Regions from separate parts of the Homo sapiens genome. Here region 2 is linked to region 1. Evidence: chromatin loops called from intact Hi-C (ENCODE). Cell type or tissue: IMR-90. All regions are shown on one strand. Links, peaks and the distances in the headings refer to the core of each region. The heading gives the core; the rest is flanking DNA.

Region 1 (8,339 bases), core at 245-8,244:
TTCTTTAGGAGTATTTTGGCTGATTAAACAAGTTCCATAAGGAGTTTAAAATCTTCCCACAAAGAAACATCAGCCCCAGATGGACTTACAGGTGAGTTCTAACATACCCTAAGAAAATAATGTTACCTTGGGTGCAGAGGTGCACACCTGTAATCCCAACACTTTGGGAGGCTGAGGTTGGGTGGATCTCTCGAGTCGAGGAGTTTGAGACCAGCCTGGGCAACATAACGAGACTAAAGATATTGTTGGACATTGTGAATTTTACCTTATTGGGTACTGGATGTTTTGTGTTCCTATAAATATTCTCGAGTTTTGTCTTGGGAGGGGATTAAGTTACTTAGAACCAGTTGGATACTTTTGGATCTTTCTTTTCAACTTGTTAGGGCTAGTGTTTTTTCCGACTCCTAAATCAAAATCCTTTGTGTACCTGATGCCCTGTGAATTCAGAGGTTTTCCATTCTGGTGGGTGGTAGCAGGTATTATTCCTACCTCTGTAAACTGTAAGGATTTCCCCTCTAATCCTTTGTGATGGTTCTTTCCCCAGCCTGAGTACTTGCCCCACCATGTGTGTGCATTCATCAGTATTCTGCTGCAGAGTGTACCTTGTGGCAGGCCAGGTCTCATTAACACAGGCCTCCATAACAACTGTTTCAGTACTGACTTGAGTGGCTAAGTTAAATACTAAAAGCTAAAAAAACCAAAGCCCTTATACAAAGGCTGGAATGTAATAAAAACCCACCAAGAACTAGGTCTCAAAGCATGACAAAAAAAAAAAAAAAAAAAAAGAAGGAATTCTTAGCTGGACCCATTTAGGATTAAACAAGTTTTTTGGGGTTCTGAAGGAATCCCCAAACCTCCCTGATTTAGCAGGAGACAGGGGTAATCACCCTAGCACCTGGACCCATTTAGATTAAGTTTACTGAGGCTCCAGAGGAAGGTCTTCAGGACTCAAGACCTTAGTTGTAGATTATAAAAAGTTAACCACTTAATGTCTATAGATGAATGCACACTTACACATAGACATATAGCTTAGAAGGTCTGGAAAACTGTAATTTTGAGTTGGTCTGGTTATAGTTTCCAGGGCTTCTGCCTGTAACTGGTTCCAGAAATAAAAACTCTCTTCCTCCCCAGTTCATCTACATGTTCTTACTGGGTCACAAGAAATAGCAACCCAACCCTCAGTTTGGTCTGGGAACACCCTGTGCAGCTCTCCCCTCCAATATCTGCCCTGCAAAGTCTAGCTGCCTTGTTCTCTCTAGACTCTTAGAGAAACTCCGTTTCCTCAACTTAGGGCAACCACCAGCCTCTGCCTGTTTTCTCCCTTTCTGCTTTGTACCCTGGCAGGCCCAGGCCAATTTGGGAGCTTGCCTCATTTGTGTCTCATCTCTTGGTGATCGTTTTCCCTTATTGCCTGATGTTCAATGTTCTTTTTTTGTTCCTCTTAGTTTTTTAGTTGTTTCAGGCAGGAGGGTAAATTCAGGTCCTTTATCTCTGCCAGAAACACAAATCTGTGGTTTCTGTAGTTGTTGACAAACCTGTTTTCTGCTTGCCTTTGCTCCTAATTTCCCACAGTGAGATCCTGCTAACAGATCTTTTTAAGAAATCCTCTGGGTCGGGTGCAGTGGCTCATGCCTATAATCCCAGCACTTTGGGAGGCAGAGGTGGGTGGATCACGAGGTCAGGAGTTCAAGACCAGCCTGAGCAATATGGTGAAACCCCATCTCTACTAAAAATACACAAAAAAATTAAGCCAGGCATGGTGGTGCGTGCCTGTAGTCCCAGCTACTTTGGGAGGCTGAGGCAGGAGAATTGCTTTAACACAGGAGTGGAGTTTGCAGTAAACTGAGATTGTGCCACTGCACTCCAGCCTGGGAGACAGATGAGACTCCGTCTCAAAAAAGAAATCCTCTGTATATTTGGATTTGTCAACAGATAATCTAGTCCTTTTCACTTCATTCTATTCTGTTTACTTGGTTGTGAGTTGCCCTTTCAGACTTAACAGCTAGACAAAATTTTGATAAGCATACCTCCTATATTAGGGTAATTCACAGAAACAGAACCAATAGGGAGTGTGTGTATAAAAGATTTATTATAAGGAATTTGCCCGTACAATTATGAAGGCTGAGAAGTCTCAGGATCTGCAGTTGACAAGCTGGAGATGCAAGCAAACTGATGTGCAGTCCCAGTCTGAGCCCAAGGCTGGAAAAGTGTTCCAGCTCAAGCTGTTTGGCTGTAGGAGCTCCCTCTTACTCCTGGGAGGTCAGCCTTTTTGTTCTATTCTGTCTTCGGTCGATTGGCTGAGGCCCACCCACATTGGGGAAGACAATGTACTATACTCAGTCTACCAATTGAAATGTTAATCTCATCCAGAAACTCAATTGGAAAACTATGTATTCACAACACTTCTGACACCAAATTGTGTTTTCCACACCAATTATCCCATTCTCACTAAAACCTTGGTCTCCACAACCCCTTTATTCTCTAAAGACATTCCTAAGTCTTTAGTCAGTAACTTTTCAACCAATTGCCAATCAGAAAATCTTTGAATCTAGCTGTGACCTGGAAGCCACCCCGTCCCCCACCCCTTCCAATTGCCCTGCCTTTCCCGATGGAACCAGTGTATATCTTAACATGCATTTGATTGATGTCCCATGTCTCCCTAAAATGTATAGAACTAAGCTGTACCCTGACCACCTTGGGCACGTGTTCTCAGAATCTCCTGAGGGCTGTCACCCGCCATTGGTCACTCATTTGGCTCAGAATAAATCTCTTCAAATATTTTACAGAGTTTGTCTCTTTTTGTCAAGGAAACACAGATGTATCAAGGGTAGGATGCAAACTTTGTGATTAAAAATATAATGAAATTTCAAGTTGCAGTGAGCAGCTCTGAGGTATGTTCATGAACAGCACACAGATGCAAAACAATAATCTGGAGGGTTAGCAGTCTTCCCGAGTTCAGGAGGTACCTTTTTAAGACCAGTTCCTCCCGCTCCGACACTGCCAAATCAGCGACTCTGGTGCTTGTTCAACTGAAGCAAAGAAGGGCGCAGCTAATCTTGGATCCAGCGTTTCCCTAACAAGGGCTAAGAGTGAAGCCGACTTTGCCGTCCGGGGCAATGTTTAGGAAAGCAACCAAAGCCAGCAGGAGGGAAGAAAAAGGAGAGGGATATTCTTGGCCCCCTGACACTCCGCTGTGTAGCCGGAGCACGTCTAACCCCAGCGTCTTGAGCAAGGAGTGTCCCTGGAGCTGTTATCCAGGGTCGCTCCACCGCACAGAGTAGGCTTCTCCAGTCTCCCCGGCTGCCCTCGCCCCACCCCCTGCCGCCTGCGGGCATCGCTTTATGACGTCACCACGTGCCTCTGCGGGCAGGCGCGGGAGGTGCGACCGGGGGGCGGTTGGGGTTCACCGCCTCGTGCCGTACTGGCTTCTGGGTGGCCCTTAATGTCTTGTGCTCTAAGGTGCTGAGGGGAAAGACGCGGGAGGTCTCTGGCCTGACACTATGAAGGAAGAGAGAAACTACAACTTCGACGGTGTGAGCACCAACCGCCTGAAACAGCAGTTGCTGGAAGAAGTCCGCAAGAAGTGAGTCGGCGGGCGGCGCGGTGTGGGGTCCCGTCCACACCCCCCGAGCCTTCACCTGCAGAGTCTCAGGGCTGAAGCCGCTGAGGGTGCTGTAAGACCGGCGCCGTGATTAACCCCTGGGCACTTCGGTCTGGGTTCCAAAAGTATTCCATGCGAAAGATTCACGTGCCTCTTTGAGTAAGCCTTTGGTATTGTTAAGTAGGCAGCTTTCCGGGTAGGATGTGCTGCCCTTAAGGATCCAATCATATGGCGTGTATTTTGCCCATATACTGTAATGCCAAAAGTTGTGTTTGGTTTTGATGTCTCCATAAATCCAGGTTTTCTGCTTAAAATTCCAAAGATTTTATTTAGTTATACGGGGTTTTTTTTTTCTTTCATCCCTTTAAGGGGAACTTCATAAAATGACATTTAGTAAAACTGTTACTCCTCCTTTATGCTTTTTAAAAACAGTATTCGTACTTCGTGTTAAATTTTTGAAACATTTAAAGTATTTTTTGGACATACTCCCAACTCCATCCACAAGTCCCGTGAGAATTGGACTCTCCTTTGTGCCTAGATAGGGTTCTGGGTTTTCCTCTATTGTAGCTCCAGTCACAGTATTTTAATTGCCTGTCTATTTCTTGTTTTGCTACCAAACTACACGCGTTCTGAGGACAGGTTCTGTGTATTCTGAGGAAGTAGAGAATAAGAGCAAGTACTTGAGGACAGTCCTGCAAAAACACAAACTCCATCTCTTGTCACTCAGTAACTATGCAATCTTAGACAAGTTAATTAACCTCTTTAATCCTCAGTTTTCTCAGCTCTAAGACTGGTATACAAATAGTCATCTCATACCTCCTGCTGTTGTTCCCAGGTTGGAATGAAATGCACTATAAAGAACTTAGCATTGGCTTGTGATACGCATCCAGTGGAACTTTGCTGCCGCTATTGCTATTTTTCTGTTCACTGTTCACTGAATTCTTCCGTATTTAATACAATGCCTTGAACATAATAGGCACTCAAAAATATTTATTGAATAAATGGCCCTGTCATATGATAATGTTCTATTTACTGATGCCCTAAATAGCTAACCTTTTAAATTAGTGTTTGTTTTTTTCTCTTTGTTTCAGTTTGTCAGCTGTTATGTATTGCCCTAGGTATGCCTTTCTGTAATAATGTGCAGTGCCTAATTTGCTTGGTTCTGAAAAACCAGGTAACTAACTTCTTTAGGATGATATTTAAGTTAAAAATAAAGGATTTCCAAGGGCCGGGCCTGGTGGCTCACGCCTGTAATCCCAGCACTTTGGGAGGCCGAGGCTGGGCGGATCACAAGGTTAGGAGTTCGAGACCAGCCTGGCCAATATGGTGAAACCCTGTCTCTTCTAAAAATACAAAAAAATTAGCAGGGCTTGGTGGCGCATGCCTGTAATCCCAGCTATTCAGGAGGCTGAGGCAGGAGAATTGCTTGAACCCGGGAGGCGGAGGTTGCAGTGAGCCGAGTTTGCACCACTGCACTCCAGCCTGGGCGACAGAGCGAGATTCTGTCTCAAAAAAATAAATAAAAATAAATAAAAGATTTCTAATGGTTGCCTGGGGGTCTTTGAGCTTTAGTGCATATTTGAGTCCTAGAACTGACTAATTGGAAGCCTTCCTTTGCCTGAGTCTTATTTCTTAACCAGTCCTTCAGTAAATAATGTGTCATAGTAAATTGTTCCTGAAGTAGTAGTGGGTTACTATGTATTATTTTTCTGATGTTATTTTTAATTGAATTATAATCAACAAAAATATTTTAAATAACAGGGATGCAGTGCAACTCTCAATATTTGAACTAAGACACAAGATTACGGAACTGGAAGCCAAACTCAATACTGACAATGAAGGTATATAAGTAAATACTTATATTTGTGACTCCTGTATAATTATTGTTCATTTTACCAGGATATCTATGGTGCATTAAATTCCATATATTGAATAATAGTACCAACATTTCAGTATTGCTTTTTGGCCACATTAATGATAGTTTATGATAGAGGCTTTAAAACTGATACTTCAGAATATCAAACCTATTACTATTTAATTATTTTTCTACCTTTCAAGTTCAAAATGTTCATTAATTAGCAAAAACTTTGTTACATGACATCAATATATTATTTCTTTATTAAATAAATATCACCAGTTTTCTATTCACCTCAAGTTACACTCTTTATATCTTAACTTCTAGGTTTGGGATATGTTTAAAATCCGTATCTAGGTTTTAGCTATTGTTGTTGGAAGAATGTGTGTTTGGTGTGGAGGATGCTGTGTACCTACACACTCATATATCCTTAAAATTTGTAATGTATGCAAGATATGACCCTGCCATATGTCAACACTTTAAATGGAAGACCTTTGTTTTCCCTGTTCTAAAGAGGTTCATTGACTATTGGGAGAAAGTATCAAATCAGATTATGGATATGAGAAGTCATATAAGTTCTATGTAAGGATAAATGAAAACTTAGGGAAGGGAAACCTAACAGAATTCGGGTGAGTTAATAAAGACAGGCTTTCCAGAACAGGCATTGTTTGAACTGAATGCTAAAGAACAGGAGGACTTTATTAGGATTATCAGGGTGGGCATTTATAAGGGAGGAGACCACCCCTCATATTGTCTTATGCCCAATTTCTGCCTCCAGAGAAAGAAGAAATAAAAACTAAAAGGCAGAAATGAAATCCACAGGCAGACAGCCCAGCACCACACCCTGGGCCTGGTAGTTAAAGATTGACCCCCAACCTAATCGGTTATGTTATCTATAGATTACAGACATTGTATGGAAAAGCACTGTGAAAATCCCTGTCCTGTTCTGTTCTGTTCTAATTACTGGTGCATGGAGCCCCCAGTCACGTACCCCCTGCTTGCTCAATCAATCTCAACCCTCTCATGCAGACCCCCTTAGAGTTCTAAACCCTTAAGAGGGACAGGAATTGCTTACTCGGGGAGCTCATTTTTTTGAGATGTGAGTCTTGCTGATGCTCCCGGCCGAATAAAGCCTTACCTTCTTTAACTTGGTGTCTGAGGGGTTTTGTCTGTGGCTCGTCCTGCTACATTTATACTCTTCCTCAATTGGGGAGCCATGAACAAAAAGGAATAGTGGCCATATGGGAAATAAAATGCCACTTTCTATAAGTACCCAGTGCTTTGTTAAAGCTTGGTTGCAGAATACTACTTTGTCCCAAGGCTGAAGTAGCTTCCTCTATCTCCATATCTATATCTTAGATATAACCTCAGTCTCTGGGGGCAGGCTCTCAGTGTACTTATCAAGTAGCTGCGTTGGCAGGGTAACTGGAACGTCCTCATGTACCCAGTTACAGGAAAAACAGAAGGCATGCTCACAGGTACACATGCAATAACTATGCCCAGTAGTAAAATGTGGCTCAACAAGTTGTAGCAGTTCTCAAAAGAAGGAGCTAGTATGTGGGTATAAAGAGAAAACGTCAGAATGATAGGAGAGAAAGTTCTTTCCTTAGTGGGCCAAAAGTAAGGCCTAAGGTGAAGGGCAGAAACATTTACTCCTTTAAAGCCAGGGACTGTGTCAGGTGAGGTAGTTATTATTATCCCCATATATGGAAGAATGAAATTCAGGAATTCAAATAACTTCTAAGGTAATATAGCCAGGTAGTGGCAGAGCCATGACTTGATCCTAGATCATCTATTTACCATGCCTTCAGTAAATGATAATACAACTTCCATCTACCACATCACACTCAAAACACTTCTGCTTGTCTTTTGCTGCATAGCAAATCACCCTATAATTTAGGAGCTTAAAACAACAAACTCTTATAATTCTGTGGATTAACTGGGTTGGTTCACCTGGATGGTTCTTGATTGGGGTCTCTGGTTGCAATCAGGTATACTGAAGATTCAAGTGAGCTGGTCATTCCGTGATGACTCATTCACATGGCTAACATCTGACACTGGCTTTTGACTGGAAGCTCAGCTAGGGCTGCCTGTCAGAAATGCCTCTTGTACCTTTTTCTTCTCACAGCATGGTGGTTAGGTTCCAAGAGGATGTATCCCAAGAGCAAGCATTCCAAAAGACATAAGTAGAGACTGCCAGGCCAGTCAAGGGCTACTCCCAGAACTGGCACAGGGGTATATCCACTGTATTCTGTTGGTCATAGTAGTCACAGATTCAAGGGACTGGAGAGGTAGACTGCTTTTAAGGTCACATTACAGAGCAACACATGGGATGGGATATATTATTGGCAGTCATCTTTGGAAAATACAGTCTGCCACAGGAGCATTAAACATAAAGCCATTTGGGGAATATGCTAAGTAATTGATAAAAATGGAACATAGGTCATAATGAGAATGCATTAGGAGATGAGGTTAAAGTTTATGAAGGAGATAAATCAAGAAGATTGCATGATGCTAATGAATTTACGTTTATCCTGAAGGCAGTGGGGCAATATTAAAGGTGTTTTAAAAGGAATTTATTACTGGAAATATGCGCACATGTGACAAATAGGGGTACATTCACTGTTCAGATAATTTTTTCACCCTTTCTGCTTTCTTCTCAAACCTCTACCACCTCTCCACTCAATCACACTCTCAGGTAATGAGCTTACCCTCTTCTTTCAAAGAAAAAAGAGAAGCAATCAGAAGAGGACTTCTACCTGTTTCTACCAACAGAGCTACCCATCTACCTGCACCCTTGCACATCCTCTTCCCTCTTGTTTCTATGAATGATCTGTCCTTATTCTTGTCTCAGGTTATCTCCTCCCTTTGTGGAGTAGATCC
Region 2 (8,339 bases), core at 198-8,197, 98 kb before region 1:
CTTAGCATGAGAACAGAGGAACTGGGGCCACAGCTAAAGAGATGGCTGGAGAGAAGACAAGGGTCAACTCATGAGACATTTGGTTTTCTGTGCTAAAAAGTTTAGGCTGTAGTACATGGACAGGAAATCACTGGAAGGTTTTTAAGCTGGGAAGTTACATCATTAGATTTGACTTTTTTATCACCTGCCATTATTGTGGTCAGTGAAACGTGAGACTGGATTGGCAATTGAAAACTAGATATATAGCAAAGATATTGAATCATACAAGAAAGCATCTCAGATTTGGGGGATAAGGCCAAAAAATCTGACCATATAACATCGAAAATGTAGAAAATTCCCAAAATTCTGATGAGATCAACCAATCTCAAAATAAACACTTTTTTTAATCAAACAATCTTAATAAAGAAATTTAATGGATATATCAAGGAGACCAAATAGGTCCTTCAACTATCTAAGAAAACAACAGGTTAATGAAGAGGATTCAGTATTTGAATTTGTGTTTCCAGAGTTGTGAAGAACATTAGTCACTGATCAGCATCTTACTCCCTTTATTCTACCTCTATGCTCAGCCTCTGATTCAGTCTTCTGGGAGGATTCCAGGAAAGCATGCCCTGAGCAAATGACAAATGGTAGGTCTCACATTATCCTGTCAGTGCTCCCATTATAAATTAAAAACTTGGTCTTCAGGTTTATGAATTAGTCTCCCTTTTGGTTTGAATAAATTGACTCCCCAGGATTGATTTCTTTCTTTCTTTCTTTCTTTCTTTCTTTCTTTCTTTCTTTCTTTCTTTCTTTCTTTCTTTCTTTCTTTCCTTCCTTCCTTCCTTCCTCCCTTCCTCCCTCCCTCCCTCCCTCCCTCCCTCCCTTCTTTCTTTCCTTCCTTCCTTCCTTCCTTCCTTCCTTCCTTCCTCCCTCCCTCCCTCCCTCCCTCCCTCCCTCCTTTCTTTCTCTTTCTTTCTTTCTTTCTTTCTTTCTTTCTTTCTTTCTTTCTTTCTTTCTTTCTTTCTTTTCTTTCTTTCTTTTTTTTTGGAGATGAATGGGATCTTGCACTATCACCCCAGGCTGCTCACTGTAGCCTCGAGGTCTTGGGCTCAAACCATCCTCTGGCCTCAGCCTCCTGAGTAGCTGGGACTACAGGCACATGACACCACATGCTAATTTCATGCCACTCACGATGCTAATTTTTTTTTTTGAAGAGATGGTCTAGCTATGTTGCCCAGGCTGGTCTCGAACTCCTGGGTTCAGGCGATCCTCCTGCCTTGGCCTCCCAAAGTGCTAGGATTACATGTGTGAGCCTGGCCTCCCCTTCAGGATTTCATTAACTTCAAATGAACTTGAAACATTTATTTTCCTGAGTCTAACAAAGCTGAGAACCAAATCTCACCTTGTGATTTCATCCAAGATGATGCTTACCTGCCAGCAAGTTTCTCCTTGGCACTGGTGTTATTATCTAAATGTCCTAAGAATAAGCCATCTTACTATGAGAGCCACCAGGCTATATCCAACTCTGTAGCATGAAGAAAAGCATTCAGTGGTAGGTCTCTGAAGTTCTATTCCTGAAGCACTGTATTCAAATTTTGCTTGGTTGAATAGTTAATTGCCTTTTACCCAACCAATCAAAGGCTACATTTTATAACTCACTGGGAGAATTTTACAGGTGCATATTTTGGATCTACGGGCTTTACATCTGATGGCTTTAAAATAAGTCAGAACCATAGTCATCTTGACAATTTCTGTTTATTATTCATGGTCGGGGATACTGTATAGTAGCCTCCTGCATATTTTAATAAAATGTTCATGAAGCAGTTTTAAAATTTCCATTGGCCCCTATTTCAAAAATTTTAACATTTACTTTTAAATATCCTCAAATTTGTCACTTTGTATCAAAAAGTAGATTTTTAAAATAATTCAAGGCATTTCAAACCCCATCAGTCAACCTCCCCAAAGAAGCTGCAACCTTTGTGTGTAATTACATTTCAATGGCTAAATCTCAACAATTCTCCTTAGCTATATTACAAGACCTTTACGATACCAGTTAATTATCAGCTTCAGATGGTACATTAATCTTGTCACTTTTTAAAGTTGTTAATGAGCATGATATTCTGTAAATACCAATGCTTAAAACAAAAAATTGTATTAAAAAGTTTTTCATCCCAGAAGAATCGCCAAGATGCTATCACATTTCTTTCTTTCTTATTTCACAGCTTTAGTATTAACTAGCAAATACCAGCTGCGTAGTTGGTCAGTACTTCACTGTCCTTTAATTCCTTTCCCAACCCACACACCATTTTCAACACCCTCTGCCTTACCTACGTGTCTCTTTATTCCACTGTGTTACATCCACCCTCATATTTCCAAACTGGATCAACTGCTGCTGATTTTACAACTATTGACATATTGCAATGGTGAAATGCAATCGCATTATTCTAGGACATATGATCATGTTAAGGTTTAAGTAGAAGGTAGAGGATTTTTCCTGCTCCCATAACATCTTATAACCCCAGTGATTTCTCACTTGCTCCTGATACCTTTTCTCCCTCATGGGACAGGGCCTGGTTGTAGGGAAGTCAGAGATGGTATCATGAGTGGCATAAAATTCCACTCAACTCCAGACATTTATTGAACTCCACTCTCTGTGCAGCTTGTCCTGGCATTGTGGGCAAAGAGGTGCAAGCCTCTCTCTTTAAGATCAAGCATAGACACTCCATCCTTGGTAATGACTAATGAGAGCTTTGGGAGACCATCCAGCTAGGAAAGAACTGCTATTCAGGCAATACTTGTCATTTTCCTTCTTGAGATAACTGAGTCTTTTATTATGATGGGACCATAAAAATGTTTTGAGCCTGGGCACAGTAGCCCATGCCTGTAATTCCAACACTTCGGGAGGCCGAGGGGTGTTAGGGATCACTTGAGCTCAGGAGTTTGAGACCAGCCTGGGCAACACGGCAAAACCCTGTCTCTACAAAAAATAAAAAGTTAGCCCGGCATGGTGGTGCATGCCTCTTGTCCCAGCTACTCAGGAGGCTGAGGTGAGAGGATTGCTTGAGCGTAGGAGGTGGAGGCTCCAGTGAGCCATGATTGTACCACTGCCCTCTAGCCTGGGTGACAGCACAAGACCCTGTCTCCAAGAAAAAAAAAGAAAAGAAAAGAAAAGAAAAGAAAAATCCTTTGAGTGGAGAAGAAATAACCATATCTGTATTTGAAGAACGTAAATAAAGTCACCAGGAAGCGTGGCTTGAATAGAGCTGAAGGAAGAGGAAACTGCAAAAAAGGCTATTAAAATAGTTCTGCAAAGAAATCAACTAAGGGCTGAAGTCAAGCAAATTATCACTAGAGGGCAATAGAGTTATTACCCAGTACATGTTTACTGTCTACCCTATTTCCTAAGGGTGCCTCCTGAGACTCTCACAAGAAAAGGCAGATTCCATAGTTAAGAAATGTATCATACCTCTTTTCTTAAACACTCAGATCACATATAAGCCTTTCAAAGTTCTCTTAATTCTTGCAGCAAAGAAATCTACTTAACTTTATTTCTGAAACACATTTAATCATATTTTTTTCTATGAAATGTTTATCAAAATTATTCTGAGTTTTCCATGGAAAATTATTTGAGAAACCATAATAAATGCTATTTTAGGCTTTGAGAGAAACAGGGAAATCAGTTCTGACTTTGAAAAGTATATATTTTTGGCCTGGGCACGGTGGCTTACACCTGTAATCCCAGCAGTTTGGCAGGCAGAGGTCAGGAGTTCGAGACCAGCCTGACCAAAATGGAGAAACCATATCTCTACTAAGAATACAAAATTAGGTGGGTGTGGTGGCGCATGCCTGTAATCCCAGCTACTCAGGAGGCTGAGGCAGGAGAATTGCTTGAACCCGAGAGGTGGAGGTGGAAGTGAGCCGAGATGGTGCCATTGCACTCCAGCCTGGGCAACAAGAGCAAAACAACGTCTCAAATAAAAAACAAAAAACAAAAAAAAACAAAGAAAGAAAGAAAAGTATATATTTTACATATTATACATATGTCAACATTCAACAATATATGTATGATACAATTATCAGACAAAATAAATGGTATTAAAGAGGTAAATCTTCCAGACTGGAGAAATAAGGAGCTCAACAAATACCTTCCTCAAATGGTAACAAATAAAACTGAACAAATTTTTCAATAAAACCATTTCAGGATACTGGGAATTAACCAAAAGCACATAAAAATTGGGAATCATTTATTTAAGAAAAACTGCTGAACAGTGAGAGTCTATAGCATTTCAGCCCAGGGCTGCTCTCATCCCATCTGCCCTGTACCCCAGCTCCATCAGCCCTTAACGTTACCAGGATAGGGCAGGCTGTGAAAATATACTTTGCCAAAGAGGGCTGACTTTATGTGAAGCAGAGCACAGAAAATCCCCATGCCCTTGGGCATTGTTGGAAACTGTAGTGAGCTTGGAAGCAAAACAGTGAGTAAGGCCTAGTTGCAGCTAGCCTCAGGTTGCCATCCTGGTGGGGGCAAATAGCAGATCAGCAGGCTTGCAGCCAGAAATTTAACAGAGAGATCAAGGGCATGAGACAACCACAGTAGGACTTGAAAAGTCTCCATATATCCCTGATGGCCTGGAAGGCTCTGCACTGCAGAGACCTCATGGATGCTTAGAAGGGACCAGGGAGGTCTTAGCTATTGACGTATCCCTTGTTGCATAAAAGGCCTTACACAGGTGTGTCACATACAAACAGCAAAGCAAGCTAAGGCCAATGCCAATGCCAAGGCTTGACTGATTTGGCTGGTAGACACAAGTCACTTCCAGATTCATTTTACTACTTACATAGACAGCAAAAAAAAAAAAAAAAAAAAAAGAGTAGCTAGCTCCCCAGGTACTTGTCATACACATCATCTGGATAGCCATATGCAGAAGATTGAAACTGGACTCCTTTCTGACACCATATACAAAAATCAACTCAAGATGGATTAAAGTCTTAAATGTAAAATCTGAAACTATAAAAACTCTGAAAAAAAACCATAAGAAACATCATTCTAGACATAGGCCCTGGCAAAGATTTCATGACAAATATGCCAAAAGCAATTGCAATAAAAACAAAAGTCAATAAATGGGACCTAATTAAACTAAGGAGCTTCTGCACAGCCAAAGAAGCTATCAATAGAGTAAACAGACAGCCTGCAGAATGGGAGAAAACATTTGCAAACACACCTGACAAAGGTCTAATATCCAGAATCTATAAGGAACTTAAACAAATTAACAAGCAAAAAGCAAACAACCCCATTTAAAAGTGGGCAAAGGATATTAACAGACACTTTTCAAAAGAACACTTACACGAGGCCAACAAGCATATGAAAAAATGTTCAACATCACTAATAATCATTAAAGAAATACAAATCAAAACCACAATGAGACCATCTTACATCAGTCAGAGTGGCTATTATTAAAAAGTCCAAAAATAACAGATGCTAGTGAGGTTGCAGAGAAAAAGAAATGCTTATACACTGCTAGTGGAAATGTAAATTAGTTCAGCCACTGCGGAAAGCAGTTTGGTGACTTCTCAAAGAACTTAGAACTACCATTTTACCCAGCAATTCTATTATTGGGTATATACCCAAAGGAATATAAATTATTCTACCATAAATACACACACACATATATGTTTATCACAGCACTATTCACAATAGCAAAGACACAGAATCAACCTTGATGCCATCAGCAGTAGACTGGATAAAGAAAAGGGTACAAATACACCATGGAATACTAAATAGTCATAAAAAAGAATGAAATCATATCCTTTGCAACAACATGGATGGAGCTAGAGGCCATTATCCTAAGTGAATCAACACAGGAACAGAAAAACAAACACCACATGTTCTCACTTATATGTGTGAGCTATACATTAAGTACACATGGACACAAAGAAGGGAACAATAGACACTGGGACCTATTTGAGGGTAGAGGGTGGAGGACGGTGAGCATCAAAAAACTACCTATTGTGTACTATGCTTATTACCTGGGTGACAAAATTTGTACACAAAACCCCCATGACATGTAATTTATCTATATAACAAACACATTTCCTAAATAATCCATGGGTCAAAGAAGAAATCACAAAGGAAATTAGAAAATATTTTGGCTGAATTAAAACAAAAATACTAAATTCCAAAATGTATACGATTTGGCTAAAGCTGTGCTTAAAGGTAAATTTACAGCCTTAAACACCTATATCACAAAAGGTGAAAGATCTCAAATACAACAGCCTAAACCTCTACTTAAACTAAAACTAGGAAAATAAAAGCGAATTAAAGCAAAAGCAAGCAGAAAGAATAAAATAATAAAAAGCTTAAATTAAAAATTATGGTGTAAAGGCAGGGTGCAGTGATTCACGCCTGTAATCCCAGCACTTTGGGAAGCTGAGGCAGGTGGATCACCTGAGGTCAGGAGTTCGAGGCCAGCCTGGCCAACATGGTGAAACCCCATGTCTACTAAAAATATAAAAATTAGCTGGGCACAGTGGCAGGCACCTGTAATCCCAGCTATTCAGGAGGCTGAGGCAGGAGAATTGCTTGAACCCAGGAGGGAGGTTGCAGTGGGCTGAGATTGTGCCACTGCACTTCAGCCTGGGTGACAGAGTGAGACTCGGTCTCAAAAAAAGAAAAAGAAAAGAAAAATCATGGTTTAAGGATAAACATCTAGATCAATGAATTGGAACTGAGAGTCCAGAAATCAACCCTTACATTTATGTTCGATTGTTTTTCCATGAAGCTACCAAGACATTCAATGGGAAAAGCACAGGCATGTCAACAAATGGTTCTGCAATAATTGGATACCCACATGGAAAAAATATTGACCCTCACCTTATGCCATAAACAAAACCTATCTCAAAATGAGTCACAGATCCAAATATGGGAGCTAATACTATAAATCTTCTAGAATAGAACATAGAAAAAAAAACATAAGGGCAGAGATGGGGTGGAGGCTGGACAGCCTGAGGATCTGTCTCTCAACTCTTCTCAGGCCTTGTATGGGTTAATTGCAGATCAAAATAGGTAGAGGTCAAAGAGCAAAGCTGTATAGTAAAGATTAATAATGGTAGCAGGTTATGGCCATACTTTGTGTTGTGCTTTATGGTTTCTTGAATAAAGAGGGATGCCAGGATATTTAGGAAGAATTACACAATGACAGTTTGGATTGGTAGGTCAGGTATGTGGCCCTAAATATGGAACAAACTATAATTGCGTGTTAATGAAATATTGTGCCAAAGAATATACCAGAAAGATATTGTTGATGTATTTAATCCACAAAATAGGAGGAGAGGATGCAATAGTATGTAGCAACAATTGCTTTTTTTACTTGACTTTATTCAACAACTACTTATAAGTGGGGTGGTCTGCCTTCCTGAGTTTACATTCGGGAGAGAACAGACTGGTGTAAGGAGTGATGCAGATTCTTCTGATTGGGGTAATGTTTTCATGGATCCACAGAACTGGGTGGCATTAGCTGCTAATGTTGTATCATCCATCCAGGGTTATACAAAATGTCTTCTTTCATTTTTTTTTCTTCATTTGAGAGGTTTGCAATAGTTAAGTGACTGGCCTGAAATTGCCTAGTGTGGTAGGCTGAATAATGGCACCCCAAAAGTGCCCACGCCCTAATCCCTGGTACCTGTAAGGAATGTTACCTTACATGTTAAAAGACTTGGTTGATGTGATTAATTAAGGATCTTGAGTTGGGGATGCTATATGGGTGGGCTCAGTGTAATCACAGGAATAACCTCGTAAGAAGGAACAATAAGAAATGTTGAGTATCAAAGCAAGAGATTGAAGTGATGGGAGGAAGTGGTGATGGGCCAAGGAATGTGGCCACCCTCTAAAGCTGGAAGAAGCAAGGAGCAGATTCTTCCCGGGGGATTCAGAAGGAACCAGCCCTATGGATGCCATGATGTTGGAGCCCTAAAAGACCTATCCTGGGATTTGGAACTCCAGAACTGTGAAGAGAATAAATGTGTGCTGTTTTAAGCTACTAAATTTGTGGTCATTTGTTATAGTGGCCAAAGGATAACTAATGTGCCCAGGAAATGCTCCTATTCAGTATTTTCATTGCCTGAGTAGGGTTGATGTGCTGCTATTGAGCACCCATAGAGCTTGTGTTATTTTCTTGCTGAGAGCTTCCAAAATCTTCACATCATGAGGTAGGTCTTATAGTGAATCCCAGGCCTTTTATAAAGATAAGGCAAGAAGTCTGCAAAAGTATATGGATTAGAAATTTTCTTTCCAAATTCATGGCTACAAAAAGAAATGTCGAGTTTTTTAGTTGCCTATATAGTCAACCTCTTTGTGCTTG

The links. Peaks named below come from ENCODE experiments on the same cell type or tissue, not always from the same donor. Only the 100,000 strongest peaks of a DNase experiment are listed, where the experiment ranks them.
Region 2: it touches region 1 in a loop (7-fold over the local background); 54 of 110 quality-filtered maps call a loop at or near these places.

The regions. Positions count from the first base shown.
Region 1 is chr13:36,292,881-36,301,219 of GRCh38, reverse strand. It overlaps CCDC169-SOHLH2 (CCDC169-SOHLH2 readthrough), which reads left to right and starts at 3,406. Exons shown (of 16, transcript NM_001198910.2): 1 at 3,406-3,583. It overlaps CCDC169 (coiled-coil domain containing 169), which reads left to right and starts at 3,406. Exons shown (of 8, transcript NM_001144981.3): 1 at 3,406-3,583; 2 at 5,363-5,442. The coding sequence starts at 3,501. RefSeq lists enhancers at 1,855-2,817, 2,818-3,779. In IMR-90, for the core only: no CTCF peak of the experiment used is centred there; no DNase peak of the experiment used is centred there; H3K4me3 peaks cover 1,065 bases; H3K27ac peaks cover 867 bases.
Region 2 is chr13:36,390,478-36,398,816 of GRCh38, reverse strand. No RefSeq gene overlaps it. Among named protein-coding and RNA genes, the nearest start is that of CCNA1, 38 kb to the left of the region's middle. In IMR-90, for the core only: a CTCF peak has its summit at 3,335 (motif pointing right); a DNase peak (open chromatin) is centred at 3,366; H3K27me3 peaks cover 152 bases.